Regions from separate parts of the Homo sapiens genome. Here regions 2 and 3 are each linked to region 1. The links are chromatin contacts, found by Hi-C or POLR2A ChIA-PET in ENCODE. All regions are on one chromosome and are shown on one strand. The core of a region is the stretch at or near the end of the contact, and the rest is flanking DNA. Distances in the headings are between cores, read along the strand shown. Region 1 holds the start of MIR181A1HG (MIR181A1 host gene). Region 2 holds the start of NR5A2 (nuclear receptor subfamily 5 group A member 2). Region 3 holds the start of C1orf53 (chromosome 1 open reading frame 53).

Region 1 (3,620 bases), core at 687-3,186:
GGGTTGCGGGAGCCAATGCAAATTTCCCATTTGTATGATTACAGCTGCTGCAGGAGGGTTACAATTCAGGAAACTCCTTGGTGGCTCTTGATATCTGGCTGAAATGGAATTTTTGACACTATTTTTGAAATGATCTGGTACTTATTCTGCTAAACAGTGGGTTTCAGATTTTGAACCAGCAGTAGGACTCATTAATACCCAGGCTGATGTTCTGAGAGCATGTGCCCCTTCAACTGATGTGGAAGCTCCTATGATTGCAAGACCCTGTGTGAGGCTGCTTGTAGGGCCCCAAGATAAATATGGTTCCATGACTGCTCCTCTGATGCTTATTTCCAGTCCCCTATGGATCACTTAATGGTATGATCTGGGTCTGAACCAAACAGACCCAGATAATGACATGACCACAGTTAATATTCCATATTTATGCCAAAATATTCTAATATATTAGACAAGAAAAAAAAAATGGAAAAATCAAGTCTTATTTAACACTGTGATGAGAATCCATATAGTGTGTAAAACAGATCAGAGCTGATTTGAATCACATGCTACCAGCTACCATCTACATAATACTGAGTAGTATACACCTCATTTCCTCATCAATGAAATCAGCAAAATAGAATAATTGACTCATTAACAGTTGTGAGAACTGAATGAGGGGCTCTAAAGGGTTTTGCACATTACTTGCCATACAGTAGGAAGGAACCTATAAGTGACAACCATCATTATTTGGAAGGACACATACCTAGTTGGAAAAAGTAGGTATGGAATCAGCCACTTGGGTTCAAATCCAGGCACTACCATGGTAGTAAAACATTTGAGTCTGTTTTTGCCGAGGAGAAATGAAAGTAGTCAAACTTATTCTATGGGTTGTACAATTATTGAATTAAATGAGAAGGTAACTGGCTCTTAGTAGGTACGTAAGACAGAGCAAACTAGTATTTATTTCAATGTTTCCTTCATTTATTTTGCATAACACGGTGGATCAGTGTTATGAAGAGAGTCACTACTGTCAGAGGCTACATTCCTCACCTTTAACATAGGGAATGTGAGACTTGATGACTTCTAAGGTAGTTTACAGCCTCTAAATCTTTACAAACACATTTAAGTATTTTTAAGGAATTGGGTGAATTAAAGAATCCTAGCAAAACTAAAAATACCTTCTGACTGGCAGTTTCTGGACATTCTGCCTTACATAAAGTGGTAAATTAAAGAGTGACTTTGATGGAGAAATATATTTCTTCTTTATCCCTTCTTAGTTAAAGCCCCTTATTTGATTTGTTTTGATATTGTTGCCTTTTATTATTTCCCAGAGTTATTTCTAGCCCTCCTTTCTCCAAAATGTAATAATTACTCAAAAGTTAATTCTGTTGTTGGTGTCACTAATGGACAATTTAGTTTATTAGTTTAGAACTACAATAAAGTCTCTGTAAATGTAAAAATAAAATTTGAAAATGCGTCATTGAAAATAATTGATTTTGTGCTTCAAAACATGACAGTTCTGCAAAGGAATATGATGATAATTTACTTTCTGTCACTTCCAAGGTTAACTGAAGGGAGAAAAAAATACAAAAAACATTTTTTCTGACAGGCAAACAGGCAAATTATAGACAAAACTGCAGGGCAGGGGGATAAAAAGAAAAAAGAAATCTTAAAAAAGCTGAGCTTCCAATCACCTCCCACCAGTCTCTGTGAAGGATGACTTCAGTCCCTTTCTTAACTAATTCTGTCACTGTAAAATCCTACAGTCATTCTTCCACACATAGAGGACAAATAAGCTCAAGAGGAGGATCTAGATGCTTTCAGTTTTAACTATTCACCAATGGTGGAAAAGGCAGAATGCCTAAGCTATGTCTTTGTGGCCAATAGGATAGCTCTGTATCTCTCACATGACTCACTGCCCCTGTCTTTCACATGGGCTGTAATTTAGTTCAATTCAGAACTGCAGATAGTACAGCTTCCACAGGAGCAAGGGATGTCTGAGCACAAGTGGCTGAGTTCCGAGTGACTTTATGAAGCACTTTCTACCTTCCTCTCCGGCATGAAAACAGGGATTCTGCACCTGCATCATGGACAGTCTGGCAAAAGCCTCTGCTCTGCCTCCGGGGACAAGAAACTAGAGCAAATAACCGTTTTGAAATTGTAAGTATACCTTTCTTTCCGTCAAGTGTACTGATTAAAATAGTTTTATGTCATAAACATCCAATATTTGAAGATTTCTTAAGGGTACTCTTTCATGTGTATATTGAAGGTTATTCAGCTGGCAGGAAAATATTCCAGGGACAATTGTTGCATACTTTATTCTGTTGAGGATAAAGAATTAAAAATAAAAGTCAGGCATTCCAAAGAGTAGCTGTAGGAGGCTGTGCGCTGGAACATCGCTCTAGTGTGCTGCTTTGTTCATAAGAAAAAATGAAGGCACACGCATATGTACTTAGTTCACTTCTTTTTGCTCTTTATGTCTAATCAGATTTGCTCTGTCCCCAAGAAAAATAAAAGACAAACTTTGCTGACTCCACTGACAAGGGCACCATAGACTTTCCAGACATCTGACAGTTATTATAATTAGCTATGAAAGACTGCAAAGACACTTGGGGGCAAATAGCTCTTAAATTCTGAACAATGGCTTCAAGCCAGGGCTTTATATGTTTTTTTAACCACCACTTTTAATTTTATAATAAGGATAGAGACTGAACTGGTTTCGGTGTTGTAGTCCACACAATGTGAAATAAAGTCCCAGCAGAAGTGAAGGCGACTGAAAGTGGCCAGTGTAAAGACAGAAGGAAAAGACAGCTTTCTGTCTTAGGATCTAGCCTTCCATGTATAAAGATTTTTTTTTTTTTTGAAATTCCTAATAGGGTGGAGTGAGGATGTGGGGGTGGGGAGGAAGCATGCGGAAGCTTCTTTATAGAAGAATGCTTGAAGAATAAAATAATTTGGCATTTCTTCTTTCTAGCAAGCAAAAGATATGATTAGCATCTAAGTTCCTTACATTCATAGTGAGGTTTTTTGATGGAGTTCAAACAGAAGCAACATACAATGCAGTTTTTAAATTTATAAAATAATTGGAAACAAATGGATAGAATGTTCCTGCATTACTGCTTTCTTTTTATATTCAGCTACAGTAATCTAGCAATACATTATGCCTTTACTTTTAGAATTATCCACATCCTTAAAAAGTTATAAGCTAAGTCTTATAAGAAATTAAAAGGCAAATCACACCAGTGTGATTATGACTGATGAAGATTTTGAATGACAAAGCCTCCAACAAAAAGAGTTTGTGAAAAACATTGTCCTCCTCATTTTTAAAAGAGAATATTAACTCCATCAATTATTGAAAGGAATTATTCAAAGGCTCCAGACATAACTAATTATGGCTTAAAGAGAGCTGCCAGAGCAGAGCCTGTGTTCTAATTATAAAAGTCCAAGACGTTAGGATTCATTTTCTTAAGGAGGGCTTGAAAATAAATACAAATTTTCACATAATCTTATAAAAATACACCATTTTTTTTCTTTGTCTGCTCTCATGTTATCTACACCTCCCCCACCGCCGCCCACTGTGTGCTGAGACACCTGAAGGCTAGACATAATGATCAACAGAGCTCCAGCCTGTCTGGACTCCA
Region 2 (3,620 bases), core at 752-3,251, 1.1 Mb before region 1:
TTTGTTATCCCGGAATCCGGCGCCCGGAAGTGCCTGCACAGGTTTAGGATGTTGGGGTAGTCTCGCTGAGGCCAGGGGAGAGCCTTCTTCGGTACTTTTCTTGAGGTTTAGTCCCCAGCAGCCCCTTATGGGCTGGACCGACAGTCCTCCGGTTCCCAGCCCTCTGCGGTGGGACCGATTCCAGAGCTGCAGGTGTTCTCTGTTTACGCTCAGAGTGTACCGCCTCGGTCCCTTGCGATGTGAGTTGCGCGTGCGGTAGCTGGAAACACAGTTCTTCCAGGGTTGCAGAGAAAAGTGCAACAGCGTCTCTTTCCCCTACCTTACCCTCTTTAATTCACCCATGGGGTGTGGGGGAGACTGTGAGGGATCGGCGTGCGTGGTCTCCCGACCCAGCTCAACTCTATTTTGGCAGCGGCCAGCTGGGGCTGCGCGCAGCAGGAGCCCAAGACCGCCCGCGCGGGCGCGAGCCCCCGAGCGCGCGTCCCCCGTGCGCGCGCAGTCCGCGTCTCCGGCCCGAGCGCGCTCTAGCTGCGGCCCCGGACGCGGAACCGGAGCTGCGCGGAGCTGCCGGGAAGGACTCCTTGCCTGCGCACCGCGGCGGTTCTGCCCGACGAAAAAGATGCGAAATGGTTGTGTGCTGCTCTCTCATCTTTCTTGTGCCTGTATTTTCTGTGTTATCTGCAGAACAATTGATTGTGTGTTACACCCTGCTTACCTTCCCCATGTTTTCTTTTTCGTAAGTATAGAACATTTTTGGTAAACATTTCCTCAAGTGATATACTTTAGGGTGTAGTTGGCCCATAAAAAAAGCAATCTGTGACTCCACTGCATTCTGTGGAGTCAGCTGACTAGGAAGGAAAAAAGAGGAAAAACTCAAGCCTTGATTTTCTTTCTTGTTATAATGGAGCTGAGACTCAGAGAGCTCATGACAGGCCCCTGCAAATTCGGAGGGAAATTCCAGTCTGAAAGCCTAGGCAAATGCTGCCAGAAAAGGCACAGGTCCTTCAAAAACTGGGGAAAGGCAGAAGGGCCTGACTTCCAACAGACAAATAATTACAGATCACTGGGAATCACTTCCCTTCAGTCCTTTACTTTTAGAATTAATTGAATGTAGTCTTGCTATAAAATTCATAAGTTTGTAACTCTATTTTTTAAATGAATAGTAGCTTTATTTACTTATTTCTGTTTGTAAAAACAAAATATACTAATTGTTGCGAGAAACAGTAGCTCTTCAAATCCTTTACTAATGATGGTCTAGTTTTTTTGGTTTTTTTTTTTTTTTTTTGGAGGTGGGGGCATGACTTTCATTCCCCAGGAAAATAAAATGAAAATTTTTTACGGTATAAGCAGAGAATAAGACACCATACTTTTGTGTGGGTTGAAAAGTAACAAATACTTGACAGCTATCTGTTAAAGTTTGATCAATGATCACTCAATATGATTAACTTGTTTCAAATTGTTCAAATTTTAGCTTATTATTTCTGATTAAAAATTATCAGAAAATATTAAAGTTGAAATTGATAAAGTATAAATTATATTTTCTGGCTGATTAGGGTATTAGAATGACACCAGTAAACACTAGATATAATGAATAATATTCATATGTTGAAATATCCATTTGCTTTTTTTGAACTGCAAGAAAGATAAATGTGTGATATATATACATAGGCTTATTGTGTGCTTTTAATAAACATAATAGGAAAAGCCATGACTTAAAATGCAAAATCCATCAACAAGATTAAATTATATGTATGTAGTAGCAGAATAAATAGATGATCAATAGAGAAACTCCTACTTACCAATAGGTGTAAGTCCGTGCTTTAAAGACTCTTGTAAATCCCCAGTATCTGAATTAGAAGACATTCTTAGTGAAATTATAGGCAGTTCTTTGGCTTAAAGCAGAAATCATTGAGCAAAAGAAAAGTGCAGCTTGTCAAATTTCGTGGCCTTGGGAAGGACACATCAGACTACAGTAACCCTTAGTGAAAGTTAAGAAAAAGCAAAGGAAAAAAAAAAATCCAGAATTCATAAAGTTACAAGCAAGTCTTTCCCTGGACTCTGTACTTTTTCCAACATTAGTGACCTGCTGTAAACCATGTATCCAGTTTCATGATGGTTTCTAATCAGAAGAATGGAAACTTTTGATAGGCTTTGACTCATCACATGACTCTATGCAGGTTGATAAGAGGACCCTGTTATAAAGTGACAGCAAAAGAGATAAGAATTCTTGCCAGATAATGGCAAAGAAATGATTAACTCAGAAGTGGAGAGGTGCTATGCAGCACAGAGAGTGGAAAGTTGTAAAACTGAGGGGTCAGAAGATCAGACTTAGTGGATAAAAACTGCAAACCAGCTAACTAACTTAGGCTAACTAAACTTTGGCTTGTGACATACCCCTTGATGTCATCACCTCTTTGCATAGAGGAGGACAGACATAGCTCTTCTGACCTCTGTAAATACATTTTAGATGATAACATTGGCAGACATTAATTCTTTAAGTGATGACTACAAATGTGATCGACACTCTGAAATACTACAGGTAGCATTTCCAAGCTTATGGTTATTTATTTATTCATGTTGTGGTCAACCAACTTTTTTATCGGGCCTATTCATTAGATGAGGAGTTAACCTTAGCTTGTTTCTACATTGGTCATATGGCTAAAACACAATCTATCTCTTTATCCCCAAAAGGTAAAACTTATGCTTTGAGATTAATGCTGGCAAAATGGTGAATATGTAACACATTTTTCATAGTTATAAAGTTATTATTCTTAGGCTGGGCATGGTGGCTCACACCTGTAATCCCAGCACTTTGGGAAGCCAAGGCAGGCGGATCACCTGAGGTCAGGAGTTCGAGACCAGCCTGGCCAACATGGTGAAACCTCCATCTCTACTAAAAATGCAAAAATTAGCTGGGTGTGATGGTGCACTCCTGTAATCCCAGCTACTTGGGAGGCTGAGGCGGGAGAATTGCTTGAACCTGGGAGGCAGAGGTTGCAATGAGACGCTGTTGCACTTCTCTCTGCAACCCTGGAAGAACACAATCCAAGATCATGCCACCGCACTCCAGCCTGGGCAACAGAGTGAGACTCTGTCTTCAAAAACAACAATAACAACAAAATAACAATTTTTTTTTTTTGAGATGGGTTCTCGCTCTGTTGCCCAGGCTGGAGTGCAGTGGCACGATCTCGGCTCACTGCAGCTTCTGTCTCCCGGGTTCAAGCAATTCTCCCGCCTCAGCCTCCCCAGTAGCTGGGATTACAGGGGCACACCACCATGCCCGGCTAATTTTTGCATTTTTAGTCAAGACGGGGTTTCACCGTGTTGGCCAGGCTGGTCTCAAACTTGTGACCTCAAATGATCTACCCGGCCTCCCAAAGTGCTGGAATTATAGGCGTGAGCCACCGCACCTGGCCAAAATCCTCAATTTTAATATTGACACTCCTTTTAAATTAAGTAAATGCAGGTTGTGTGTATGGGTACAGATAATTTTTAACTCAATATATAAACATTTGTTGTAATAAAACTTCATATATCAGATGATAGATTTAGCAGTCTTTGTCTAAAGATTCACATTACAGAATTTATGGTCTATTAATTTATTTAGAGATGGGATCTCA
Region 3 (3,620 bases), core at 488-2,987, 1.0 Mb after region 1:
TTGAGCACCTCTGAGCTTGCTGGCTGCCCACACAAACTTAATTTGTCCTCAGTAAATGAGCCTCACGTAATGGTGGCCACAGACAAAGATGAAGCAAGGGTGCTGACAGTTTGACTGGAGAGCAAGATGCTCAGTGATGCGCATCGGTACCCGGAGAAAGGTAAGAGAGCTATCTGCTTTGAGGCTGGAAGAAGGACCATAGTGAGGGGGCTCAGATTTGTCGAAAAAGAAAAACAAGCAGCTTGTTATTTACTGGGCTTACTTATGGTCACCTGGATAGTCATTTAACCTGTGATACTGACACTGATGAAACAAATGTGAATTTCCCGAGTGAGAAAAAGTTCCTTTCCTTCCCTAGACTGATTGAAAATTTCTTCACATGATACTGGTGTTTGCTCTAAGGAGAATGACACTTTTCTTTAATATCCACCATATCTATATTGCGAAGTATGAGAACAAATTATATACATTATTTTTAAAAGGAGAGCATAAACAAGAACAATCAAAAGCTGCCAGTCACTTCCTAATGAGTCTTTATTCAGTTTCAGCACTTGAATGGGTCAGACCGACAGTGGATTCTCAGGGCCTACTAACTGTCATTATTTAAATAAGTCAATTTTAGGCAACCTCCGGGATTTTCTTCTCTACCCCTTTGGCTCAAGTCATACCATATAATATTAGTCCCATCAAGTACTGGAGGCACACACACATAGCTTATTAAATGGGTTCATTTCATACTGCTTTTCTATCTTTATTATAGTCAGTTTCTCTTTTTTTCTCACTGTTTCTTTTGTAAAGGTAACCATGCTGCCTTTAAACTCACGCAGACTGTGTTAGAAGGCGTAAAGGGAGAGAAGTTTAGATACTGGTACTAACAGACAATTGTCAAATCCGCAAAACAGGAGAAAACAGCTGAGTGTCTACAAATGCCAGATTGTAGTTCCCTCTGCTCCGTTAAGAGTTAAGAGAAAGGACAAGAAGGCAATGGAAAAATTAAAATAAATGTGTCAATGTCTTTTTTTCTCACTCTAAGAATCACTGGATTGCTAAGTGTTCAACTGACAATGCAGAAAAACACACAACACATTTTTGTTGTGACTTCTCAGTCCCTCCACCTTCTCCATCAATTCCTTAACACCCCCTTCCGCAACACACACACACATACACCACAAAAGAGTGGTAGTGGGTCCCACACTGCGACCGGAGTTTAGCTCGGACGCTGATCGGAAAACAAATCACACTCATACTCAAGACAGACACAGGTTTCCCGCGAAAATGTCGGGGCTGGAAGTTCGTGTGCGTGCGCGAATGTCGCCCGAGGCAGGACCGCACCGGTATCCAGCAACCTTTGCCTCTGCCGGGCGGCCTCCGGGTCCGGAGAGGCCCGGGATGCGCAGGCGCGCCGAGCCCGGGGCGGCCGCGGCGGGGCGGGGCGGGCAGGAGGGAGTCTCACCGCGCAGGCGGCAGCGTGCAGCTCCGCGATCTGTCGCTCCGCCGCGGTTAACTCTTCGCTCACCGAAGGCCTCGCCGCTCTCTCCGGCCTACCGGGCGTGCTGGGCGCGGAGCCGCCGCAGTTTCCCTCGTTAGCAGGGCAGAGGGTTAAGCTGAGCTGCTGTCGGAACCCAGCTCTTACCCAGAGAGGTGCTGGCGGCGGGGCGGCGGAAGGTTGCCTGCAGAGCGCGGCACCCGTCCGTGCCCAGATCTGCCTGGCCGCCATGCCGCCGCCGGCCTTGGGAGGCGGAGCACCCGGCGCTGGGGCCCGGAGGGGCGACCAACGCGGGCCTGGGCGCGGCGAGCCGGTCTTGGGCAGCTCGTGGCCATCGCTGCGTGGGGTCGGTTCGCGCTGCCGTGGCAGCAGGTGGAGGCGGACGGACTGAGCCTTCTGCCTTCACCAGCGGGCCCGCTGCGGAAATAAAATGGGCTTTTAAGGCAGCTAACGAGGCTCTGATGAGCTGCCTGGACGGGGAAGAGCCTGGTGTTTCCACATCTTTGGACTTAAATTCTAAGCTCTTCCTTCTTCCCCCGCGCCCACCCAGCTGAAAGGTGGACATTTTTTGTTATGTCAGACTGGACTTGGGATCATTCAGTATAATCTCCACAACTGTTAAGATCCCAGAAAGTGATCAAAAGACCCGAGGTTTGTGAATAACCACCTTGGGCCTATCCAGAAAAGGCTGAGTGTTTCCAGGTAGTATGTGATAGGAATAAAGGTGGAAGCGGAGCCTTCTTTGCTTGGTTCTTTGGCCCACCCTAGAATAAGGGCCAAAAGTAAAATCGCACACTGAATAAGAAAAGGTGTTGTGTTCATGTTGCTGAATATTTACAAAATCCAACCTAAAACTATTATCTCCTTTCTGATGGATGAAAGTGATCTTGATACCGTCACATAATTGTATTTGAGAAAATTACGGCAAGCCCGGGAAGTAATTTCAGGTGTTAGGATTAAATTAACACCACCCCATCTTCCTACCCCCCGTCTGGGTTTCAAGAAAAGGAGGGCTGAAGAGTACCAATTTTGTTAGTGCTCTTCAATACTGGGAGGGCAGGAATTGATCTTTGAGGACAAAAGTAGATTATTCAGTTGTACAGGAGAAAGGCGACTAAGCCACTATAGACCATCACTACGTGTTTTTTGGTTTCTGTGTTTACCATGCAACCCTGTAGTCATATTTTCATTTTCTTAAATCTTAGTAGGAGGTGATTGAAACAACCCTATTGGTTCATTAAAAATCTCAGTGAATTAATAAATTGGTATTATATTTTGCAAATTGATTTTCTTTTTGTTGGAATAAAAAATTAGGATCTGGAGACTGTTAAGTAATCTGAGGAGAGTTTAAAATCTGGAAAGCGAAGGAGGGACCCTAGAGAAAGCTGTGGAAGAGTGGGACCAAACATGAGATCACCAAAAATGAACAACTGTGATGTTATTCACATTCACCATAAGTCAGGTCCCCGCACCAACAAAAACCTGAGATTGATTTACTGCATTGTCTTTAAAATTAAGGATCAGGATCCACTAATAGGCCATGACATCGATTCAAAGGGTAGAGACAGCATTTTACAGGAATGAAATAGACTAGACCAGATTTAAATAGAAAATAAATGGAACTATCTTATATAGATACATATCTTATATAGATACATATGTACAAGAGTACATATTGTTACATGAAACTTCTTTTGGTGAAGATGAGAGGGTGGAAGTGGACTGTACAGGGCTTGAACAACAGAGATCTTGTAGGTAACAGAATAATTCTGTATCTTGACTATGATGATTACAAAAATTTACATGTGATAAGATGCCATGGAGCTATACATACATTGTTTTAATGTCAAATCCCTGGTTTTCATATTGTAAGCATGTAAGGTGTAAGCATTGGGGGAACCTGGGTGAAGTAAACACAGTACCATATCTGCAACTGCATGTGAACCTGTAATTATTTCAAAATTTAAAAACAGTATTTTTTTTTTTGAGACAGAGTCTCACTCTGTTGCCAAGGCTAGAGTGCAGTGGTGCAGTCATAGCTCACTGCAATCTCTAACTCCTGATTTCACGTCATCCTCCTAGCTCAGCCTCCTGAGTAGCTGGAACTACAGGTGTGTGCCAACATGCTTGGCTA

The links. A loop is a pair of places that touch in the nucleus more often than their neighbours do. ChIA-PET counts read pairs that join two places held with the same protein, here RNA polymerase II (POLR2A). Pooled maps may share reads with other maps.
Region 2: a loop to region 1 is called in a map of Caco-2, with 4 times the contacts of the local background. The contact joins the promoter of NR5A2 here to the promoter of MIR181A1HG in region 1. A Hi-C loop is called at or near these places in 1 of 168 maps with a recorded cell type or tissue (Caco-2). POLR2A ChIA-PET finds 5 or more read pairs at or near these places in 2 of 52 experiments (OCI-LY7 and activated T-cell).
Region 3: a loop to region 1 is called in a map of CD4-positive, alpha-beta memory T cell, with 3 times the contacts of the local background. The contact joins the promoter of C1orf53 here to the promoter of MIR181A1HG in region 1. A Hi-C loop is called at or near these places in 2 of 168 maps with a recorded cell type or tissue (CD4-positive, alpha-beta memory T cell and naive thymus-derived CD4-positive, alpha-beta T cell) and 5 of 50 pooled maps. POLR2A ChIA-PET finds 5 or more read pairs at or near these places in 1 of 52 experiments (MCF 10A).

The regions. Positions count from the first base shown.
Region 1 is chr1:198,935,745-198,939,364 of GRCh38, reverse strand. It overlaps MIR181A1HG (MIR181A1 host gene), which reads left to right and starts at 1,936. Exons shown (of 3, transcript NR_040073.1): 1 at 1,936-2,139. RefSeq lists enhancers at 1,636-1,685, 2,086-2,145.
Region 2 is chr1:200,026,091-200,029,710 of GRCh38, reverse strand. It overlaps NR5A2 (nuclear receptor subfamily 5 group A member 2), which reads right to left and starts at 2,001. Exons shown (of 8, transcript NM_205860.3): 1 at 1,800-2,001. The coding sequence starts at 1,863. RefSeq lists an enhancer at 1-337.
Region 3 is chr1:197,900,747-197,904,366 of GRCh38, reverse strand. It overlaps C1orf53 (chromosome 1 open reading frame 53), which reads right to left and starts at 1,737. Exons shown (of 3, transcript NM_001024594.3): 1 at 1,454-1,737. The coding sequence starts at 1,717. RefSeq lists silencers at 1,283-1,532, 1,703-1,852.